Linked DNA regions of Mus musculus: region 2 is linked to region 1. Evidence: chromatin loops called from intact Hi-C (ENCODE). Cell type or tissue: heart. All regions are shown on one strand. Links, peaks and the distances in the headings refer to the core of each region. The heading gives the core; the rest is flanking DNA.

The links. Hi-C counts contacts between places; a loop is a spot of excess contacts. Peaks named below come from ENCODE experiments on the same cell type or tissue, not always from the same donor. Only the 100,000 strongest peaks of a DNase experiment are listed, where the experiment ranks them.
Region 2: a loop joins it to region 1, with 2.5 times the contacts of the local background. A loop is called at or near these places in 1 of 42 quality-filtered maps.

The regions. Positions count from the first base shown.
Region 1 is chr6:85,331,021-85,335,404 of GRCm38, reverse strand. Sfxn5 (sideroflexin 5) reads left to right here and starts at 1,983. Exons shown (of 14, transcript NM_178639.4): 1 at 1,983-2,097. The coding sequence starts at 1,990. Rab11fip5 (RAB11 family interacting protein 5 (class I)) reads left to right here. Exons shown (of 6, transcript NM_001003955.2): 6 at 1-443. In heart, for the core only: no CTCF peak of the experiment used is centred there; DNase peaks (open chromatin) are centred at 1,944, 2,294, 2,824, 3,974 and 1 weaker place; H3K4me3 peaks cover 2,430 bases; H3K27ac peaks cover 1,930 bases; H3K27me3 peaks cover 789 bases.
Region 2 is chr6:85,134,902-85,139,285 of GRCm38, reverse strand. Spr (sepiapterin reductase) reads left to right here and starts at 1,522. Exons shown (of 3, transcript NM_011467.2): 1 at 1,522-1,847; 2 at 2,173-2,463. The coding sequence starts at 1,541. It overlaps Gm10444 (a long non-coding RNA gene), which reads right to left and starts at 1,352. Exons shown (of 3, transcript XR_001785286.2): 1 at 859-1,352. In heart, for the core only: CTCF peaks have their summits at 1,771 and 1,977; DNase peaks (open chromatin) are centred at 1,475, 1,885 and 2,275; H3K4me3 peaks cover 1,391 bases; H3K27ac peaks cover 1,263 bases.

The DNA.
Region 1 (4,384 bases), core at 181-4,180:
CCACAATGGGGTCCACCACTGTGCAGTTACCAACTATAGGTCAACTCAGAGATGAGAAAATAGCCACCAGTTCCCAGAGTTTGGGGGTAGGGTCAGTCCTTGGGTGTTGGAGGTGTCTTTTGAGGAACTGAGTCCCTCTTCTAGGTCTTCCTCTGGGCTTTAATTAGTCCCAGCCCTTCTCTCATCTTTCATCCATCCTTGCTGTTTGGCTTCTCTACATGGCCAGGGCAGGGGTGTCCTGCAGAGAGGTCCTGAACTGAGGCCAGGGTTTTGTTCATTGTCTGATCCTTACCACATACTGCAGAGTGCAGCCAGACAGGCAGCAAGCAGGCACAGCTCTGCTCTGCCCTTTGTCCTCCTAGTTGAAACTCCTGTCTATAAAGAGCTTGTTCTTCATGTTTTGAGCACTTTATGAAGAATAAAAAGATCACGTACCGCAGCCAGCTTGTGTGTTTGTTTTGAAATGAGCGGACAAAGGAGACCGCCTGTGGGAGAGGGCAGTGTGGTTCTCAGGTGACAGAGCTACCGCTCTGAAATCACAGGCAACACTGCCTCATGGCCCGTGTGCCTAGGATGCCTGTGCTCACGGGCACTGATCACAGGCATATTTACTGAGTGTTGGGCCTGGCGGGGTGGGGGGAGTGGATAAAGAGGGCAAGTTTTGTGATTTCTGTCCTGAAGCCACTGAGTTCAGTAAGGAAAGGTAGGATACAAACCAAAAATAAGAACTGTTCTTTGGGTCATTTGTGAGTTCTATTCCATGTGGGTCAGCTATCAGTGAGTGAATGAGCCCTTGGGCCACCAATGGCTCATGCTGTGTCCAGAAGGACAAGAGGGCAACCCCAAGTTAGCTCTGAATCCCACCATGAGACAGAGGCTCCCCTAGAGTCAAGGAGTTATGTCCTGGGTGAAACCATCAACTCCCCATTCTCCATGCCCAGTGTGGCTTATAACCACACCACTTAGCTGGGGCTGCAGTTGCCATTTGGTGCCATTCTGCAGGGGGTGGGGGTGAGGTGTTTATTACCTTGGTATTCTCTACAGCTCCTGGTGCACCCCTGTTGCTGGTCCTCAGTAATTAGGCTTGGACCAAACCTCCTTAGATCAAAAGAAGTAGGGTCTCAGGATGCTTAAGCTCTGGATATTTAAGTCACCCAAAGCATTTGAGTACCTAGTGTCAACCTTCCTATATCTGCACTGAAGATTTATCCATCCCCCTCCCCCACCATACAGTAGGAAAGATATTTAAGCTCATGGTTTGTCTGCTGGCTGGCACCTGTAATCCTGGGACTTGGGAGGCAGAGGAAGAAGGATCACAAGTTTGAGGCCAGCCTGTGCTACATAGTTCCAGGCTAGCCTGAGTTACATGCAAGGAGGCAAGAGAGTGCTGCGTGGTACAAAATCCGGAAGCGGATTTTTGTGGAAGTAGGCTGATGGAACGGATGAACGCGTATGCGGAACCTATAAAAAGAATCGCCTCAGGCCATGATAAAAATGAGCAGAATGTTAAAGGGTCACAGCAGCGTGAGCATGGCTTGTTTCAGAGAGTGGCAGAATGGCTGGAGCCAGGATTTTGATAGAAGAAACGGTAGGAAAATCCCGCAGTGCGACTCCTTGCTGAAGGCCATCCGAATTAACCCCACTCTGCCTGGAGTCCTTGCTTGTCTGATCCCGGGTCGTGTCCGCGTTTGTAGGGGTTCCTTGTCCTAAGACTCAGGCCTACACGTATATCCGCACATGCATTTGCATACATTCTCAGGACTGCAAACGCCTGCTGCTTTAGCGGTAGGAACTAAGACCAGGTCTGCGTGGGTGCAACTCTCTGCAGTCTGAGGTTGTCAGGCTCAGAGCAGGGGAAAACTACACTCCCCAGAAGCCCCTGCGCGCCCGGTTCGCTGCGGTTGCTCACGGCCAATCGGGAGAGGCAACTGTGGCGGGGGCCGAGGAGGGACATTTTAAAAGGGCTGGAGATTGCGGGCGTCAGTGGCCATGGCGGATACAGCAACCACAGCCTCAGCGGCGTCCGCGGCGGCCAGTGCCCCGAACGCCTCCACAGATGCGCCCCCTTTCCAGCTGGGCAAGCCCCGCTTCCAGCAGGTGAGGTTCGGGATGCGACGAGCGGGTGGAAGGGAGACACAGGGAAGGGCACGGAGCCAAATCTCTTGCAAAGTCACTTCAGCTCGAGGGTCTCCAACCCGCGGCCACCAGAGCCTACAGCTAGTGCGGGGACCTTGGCTGTAGCCGCTCCTTTCCTATTGGGCAACAGGATGGGCGAGGTCTCCCTCTCTGGTTTCCTATTGGCGGGTGGCACAGTCATTCCGCGGATGCCCGCGCCCTGGCACAGCCCCCGTCCTAGTCGCTCGATGATTGGCCACGCGGGTCGCGGTCCAGGGTCCGAGCGGCTCTGAAGGGGTCGCTCTGGCAAATGCGCCCTAGGCGCAAAGTTCCCGTCTTGTGATGCATGGGCCGGTGGTGTGGCCGGTATGCTCCTCAACTTCTCCCCGAGTGGGACTGACCTTTCTTGTGAGCTGCGGGACAGTCTCCGGGCAAAACTCCCTGGGCACGCCCCATGGTCATGCTCCGGTTCCTCAACCTCCAGCAAGGTGCTGCGTGTGCCCTAGGATGGGACCGCGTGCACCGGTACAGCGACCTGATCTCTGTCCGGGGGCCTGGGGCTTCAGTGATGAGACCAGCCGGACAGCTAGTGCGTTCTGCGGGGATGCGGCTGGGACAACGCGGAGAGAGCCCGGTGCGGGGAAACGCTGTGTCATTCTCCGAAGCTGAGCTCTCCTCCCAAGGGTCCCAAGTGCGCCCCAGTCCTACTTGCGCTGCTCCCGGCCGCTGCGCAGCGCTGGCCCCCATCCACACCCGCTTGGGCTCTTCAGGGTGCACCGTGACTATGATTAACCTTACTTGGGGACACGCCAACCCAAGAAACCCGGGTATCACTAACTCGGCCATGGAACCGGAGGTCCAGGTCTGTGAGCCAGGAGCATGGGAGCTTAGTTATTACGCCGCAGACCCTCAGACTGCTTCCAGAGCTGAAGTGACCCTGGGCTTGCCAGGAGTGGGGACAGCAGATGTGCTAGAGAAAACTTTGAAGGAAGAAAGAAAATGCTACAAAGGTGGGATGTGGCTGGGTTTAGAAGTGAGAATGGTTCCGAATTCAGCCCCCCCCCCAACTTCGTCGAACTAAGCTTTCTGAGAATACGTCCCTAGAGTTTTTTAAAATAGGACTTGTTTTCTTTCAAAAATAGACATGTCTCTGCATGGAGGAATCTGGAGAGACTTAATGTCCCAGCTAGTGTAAAATGCCACCAAATATTGAGACGCTGTCAGGGGTGTTTGTGCCTAACCTTGAGTGATCCTCCATTTGTCCCCACCCCCATTCTACGCATCCTTAAGTAAGCCTGCACTCCCGACTGGGAAACACTTGCTGTCTTTGGAACCCCCACCCCAGTTGTCCTATCAAGAACGCCAAACTCCGCTCTGAACCCCCCAGTGGGAGCCTCGCAGATGCAGATTACTCTTCCAAAGTATTCCCTAGGTCCTTTTCCGGATAAAAAGTGGTTGTTGATCTTACCCCAGGCAATTGGGTTTTTAATAACACGAACTGAGTAAGGGCTTTTCCCCCAATGTCTGGTGTCTGGTATCTGGAATCTGGATGGCTCATGGGTCATCCATCTACCCAACATTTACTGAGTACCTTGTATTGGCTTCCTGCCCTGGGCTCTTCACTCTTGTGGAGTGTGTTTGGGGAGGATTAGTTTCTGCAGCTGTTCACATCTGTGGAGTATGCAGTGGCCTCTGCAGAGGCCTCCAATGTTGGCATCCTAGTGGTCTGATAAGAAAGGGTGCTGAGCAGGTCTGAGTCACCGGTGCTGAGAACGTCTGTTTCTTCCACACCTGCTCCTCCCTCTGCAAACAGCTCAGCCTGCCACCCAAGAACTAGAGTCTTAAGCCTCCATTCATCTCTGCTACTCCCAGTCCTCCCCTTCTCCCCCACAGCTCTCCTAGCCTCCCTCTCCAAGGCTAACCCAGTCCACACGTTTATTTTTTTGGCCGACATGGGAACCTCCGACAGGTTCCTGGGTTTCCAGTCCTGCTCTGGCCGTCTCCCAGCTCCTCCTTTTCCTCTATGGCAGAGTCCCAACAGTGCAGGTCTGATCAGGTGATTCCCATCCATGCAGCAGTCTTTAACAGCCTGCACTGCTTTCCTCTATTTGTGAGATTTAGACCTCACATCTGAAGGGACCCAAAGTTTTTCAGGGCCCACTCCTTAACATTTGACTCCCCACTCACCCCCTTCTTTACACCATTCTAGCAGTTTTTAACCCTCGGGCTTATCCTGTTCTTTCCCATGCCTGGGCTACCCACTGGAACA
Region 2 (4,384 bases), core at 143-4,142, 200 kb after region 1:
AGGCCAGAGGACAATGTGTATAGTTCTTTATGCCTGTCCATCTTTCAAAAAGTTTTGCTTTTGTTTTTTGTTTTTTAATTTTGTTTTTTGTTTTTGAGACAGCGTTTCTCATTGTGTAGCCCTGCCTGGCCTGGAACTCACTCTGTAGACCAGACTGGCCTCAAGCTCGGAGTCTCCTACTGCTGTATCCAGACTGCTGGGATTAAAGGTTTCATTGCAGCCACGTGGCTCAGAAAGGGTTTCATTGTGTAGCCCTGGCTGTCTGTCCTAGAACTGGCTTTGTAAACCAGGCTGATGCAAACTTACAGAAATCCTCCTGCCTCTGCCTCTACCTCCTGTGTGCTAGGAGCACCACCATTGCCTGGTCACACTTAGTGTTTTTAATGTCGGTTCTGGGGTTCAAACTCAGCATGATGGCCTTGAACTCACTATGTCTGTTGAAGATCCTTCAACTACTTTGGAAATAAGATAACAAATCCAATAGATTAGTGGTAAGTAAGTAGTTTTAAATATACAGTTCTGCTGAAAGGGAACTTTGGCATAGAGAAAAGGCATTAATGACGTGTTGATTTGGCACAAGACAGTGTTTTTTAAAAACCTATAGAGAGACATTCCGGCTCTCTTCTCATATAGGCCTACAGGATTTGCATCGCTCTAGGTCCCCTATTTCGTTGGCCTAGGACAAAAGCCTCATTCAATTTAAAAAAAAAAAATTGGAACTTGAGAATGGCCCCTACTGATTGCTGGTTTCCCAATCTGACCAGGCTAAGTGACTAGTCCTACCACTTGAACTTTCTGAAACAAAGAGGAGCTAGCCGCTGGCCTGCCTGCCTGTAATTCCGATGGACTCTAGCTCACCTCAGACTAAAAATGGATCAAAGCAATCTCTATGTCTTTCTCTGCTGTCCTCCTCAGACATCTCCAGAGAGCTGGGATATTTTTCTTTCCCATTTGAGATTATGAAGTTGTTTCTAGAGTGCATGACGCAGGTTGAAGGATAAGTACACAGGTCCCAAGGAACCAAGCGTTTTCACTGACGGTGATGAGTCTTGTTCGTGAGATTGTTGTGATTCTCAGCCTTTCTCTTCCCCTGTGTGTGCTCTTCATTTTCTGGTTCTGTCTGCCTAGCACCTCCTGGGGAAGCTGCTGTGCTTTTCCAGAGAAGGCTTCTGTTAATCAGAGTGCAAAGGGACCACAAGCTCTACACACTTCATCCAAGGCTGTCACTGGTCTCTAACTGGTATGTCCTGTATGGATAAAGACAAACCTTAACCCTGGAGGAGGAAGCTGATCCTGGAACAGGGTGGAAATTGAGAACGCGCCTCTCAGAAAGGGGCTGAGTTTGTGGGAGTGGCGCTCAAGGGGAACCCGGAAGCGCTGGGAAGGGGATTAGGATTTCCTGCCGAGGCCCGGCTGCCTGGCTTTTTTTTCCCCCGCCCAAACACCAGTGGATTCTGGCCCGAACTTCCGCCGTCCCAAGCCAAGAATAGGCTCCGCCCCGTCCTGGTTCAGTAGCTGCGCATGAGTCTGAGTTCCAGGCATGGAGGCAGGCGGGCTGGGCTGCGCTGTGTGCGTGTTGACCGGGGCCTCCCGGGGCTTTGGTCGCGCCCTGGCCCCGCAGCTGGCCCGGTTGCTGTCTCCCGGTTCCGTGATGCTCGTAAGCGCACGCAGTGAGTCGATGCTGCGGCAACTGAAGGAGGAGCTGGGCGCTCAGCAGCCTGACCTGAAAGTGGTGCTGGCAGCCGCCGATCTGGGCACCGAGGCTGGCGTGCAGCGGTTGCTGAGCGCAGTACGCGAGCTCCCGAGGCCCGAGGGGCTGCAGCGCCTGCTGCTCATCAACAACGCAGGTGAGAGTCCCGTCCAGACCCCGGCTGCGAGCTCTTACCTCATAGGCTTTTGGGTAGGTGAAGGGCAAGTCCCTAAAAGTCCAAAGTCCAAGAGGAGGGAGGGTGTATCAGTGTCACTACGGGGCGACAGTGCCTCCTGGCGGATGTGTGAGTCAAGACTTTTTGAACAAATCACTCTGCTTTACTACAGTATTCTTTGCTTGCATTAGGGGTGTCTGCAGAGCTGGGGCAGAGAGATAGCCTATGAGGAGGAACTGTGGAAGGCTGAGGGAGAAGAGTGCCCCAGTTGTGTCATTTCTTTGGTCCCGTTTTTTTTTTTTTTCAGCCACTCTTGGGGATGTTTCCAAAGGCTTCCTCAACGTGAATGACCTAGCTGAGGTGAACAACTACTGGGCTCTGAACCTGACCTCCATGCTCTGTTTGACTTCCGGCACCTTGAATGCCTTCCAGGATAGCCCTGGCCTGAGCAAGACTGTGGTTAACATCTCATCTCTGTGTGCCCTGCAGCCCTACAAAGGCTGGGGTCTGTACTGTGCGGGGAAGGCTGCCCGAGACATGCTCTACCAGGTCCTGGCTGCTGAGGAACCGAGTGTGCGGGTGCTGAGCTATGCTCCAGGTAGGTGGGTGCTCCTGACAGTGCTGTCCCTAGACTTAGCTGGTACCTTTCTGGGGGCTAGGCAAGGAGGGGAACCTGATCTATATTCTCCATAAAGAATCCAAAGACACCTTATATGCCCCAGTATAGGGGAATGCCAGGGCCAAGAAGCAGGAGTGGGTGGGTAGGGGAGCAGGGCGGAGGGAGGGTATAGGGAACTTTCGGGATAGCATTTGAAATGTGTATAAAGAAAATATCTAATAAAAAATAAATTTAAAAAATGTGACACACACACACACACAAAGAATCCAAAGACTATCGGGCCCCTACTACCTCTGGTAATGACTCCTCACTTCGTAAGAAAAATACAGACTCCCAAGACGTTGGAGCAGTCAGGGGCCGAGGTACTCAGCCTCAGGACTTGTCCGATTAGCAGGTGGGATAAACATCCAGACACATAAAATGCATTAAGACTAAAACTGAAAAAAACAAAATGCCTTTATATGTTCAGCTGTCTGCTTTTGTCCCTCAAGGGACACATACTGTTCCTCCATGTGTGCCCGACACCCAATAAAGCTGTATGGAGGATGGACACATGGAATGTTCAAAGACAAGCAAAGAGATAGTGGTGAGTGGTGAGCACCTCAGGCTGAGCCGTGCTGGACGCTGAGTGGAATGCAGAGGGTGCTAGCATGGAGAAGACAGGGCCGCTGTTCTTATGGACATTTAGGGTACGAGGACTTCTGAGACCTTGTCTTGTCCCTCTAGCCTATTAAGATGCCACTGTGCCTTTCTTCTAAACTTGTGATTTCTGCTTAAAAGGTAGCAACATGTAATAGAATGAGCAGCTAAGGGGTGAGATCCAATTGTCTGTACCTCTTTGGACTAGGACAGGATTCTGGAGACACAGGCAAAATGGTCTGTCTAACGCTGGAGGGAGGCAGGACCAGGATCCAAGTTTGCCTCTAACTTCTTGATCTATACTATGTTTCCTCATCTCATGTAGCACCTGCCCTATGCACACATGCAAGATATTTCTTGTTCCAATATCCAGCTCACCTGCTCTGAGCTCAGCCTAGGCGCCTTCAGACAGCAGCGATCACGTGTAAACCACAGCCAGGAGGGGAGCCAGTTCCAGAAGGGCCCAGAGCTAAGTTAGCTCTCTGGAGGCTGCCTCAGTTTTCATGGAGGAACTGAGAACCTCCCCCTGAGCCTGGAGACAACAGGGCCAGCCTAGTTCTCATTTCAGTCTCTGGAAGAATCTTCTAACAGGTTACAAAGATGGAGATGTCTGTTAGGAAAGAGAGCAAGCCTCTGCCCAGTGGTGCTCAAGGAGATAAAACGGGGCAAGGCAGAACAGCTGAGAACTGAGCAGAAGCTCAAAGCCAGCCCTGAGGACACAGCAAGTCAGAGCCTGCACGGGCTCCAAGAGAGTCTCAAAACACAAGAGAGCGAGAGGAACAGGGGAGGGTCTGGCTGAAGGACTTCCAAATGTTAGCCAAGTGCTCTTCCAGGCCTTGTGATTTTTCTGCCCCTAAAACGCCATTAAATTTTGGGAGGTTTCACAATTCCATAAGCAAACAGGAGACATTTTCCAGAAATGCAAGTAAGAGTGACAAAGCTTGTTAGAAAGTGACAGGTCTGTCTCTCTCTCTCTCTCTCTCTCTCTCTCTCTCTCTCTCTCTCTCCCTCCCTCCCACCCCGGCTCACTCCCTCTGTGTGTGTTGTGTGTGTGTGTGTGTGTGTGTGTGTGTGTGTGTGTTTTGCTTGAACAGTGGTTATCACATGTATGCAGTACCTGCACAGGCCAGATGAGGACAACACATCGTGTTTAACTGGAGTCACAAATACTTGTCAGTTGCCTAGTTGGGACTGGGACTCAAACCCCAGTTCTCTGCAAGAACAGGAGCTGCTCTTAGCAGGGAGCCGTCTATCTCTCTAT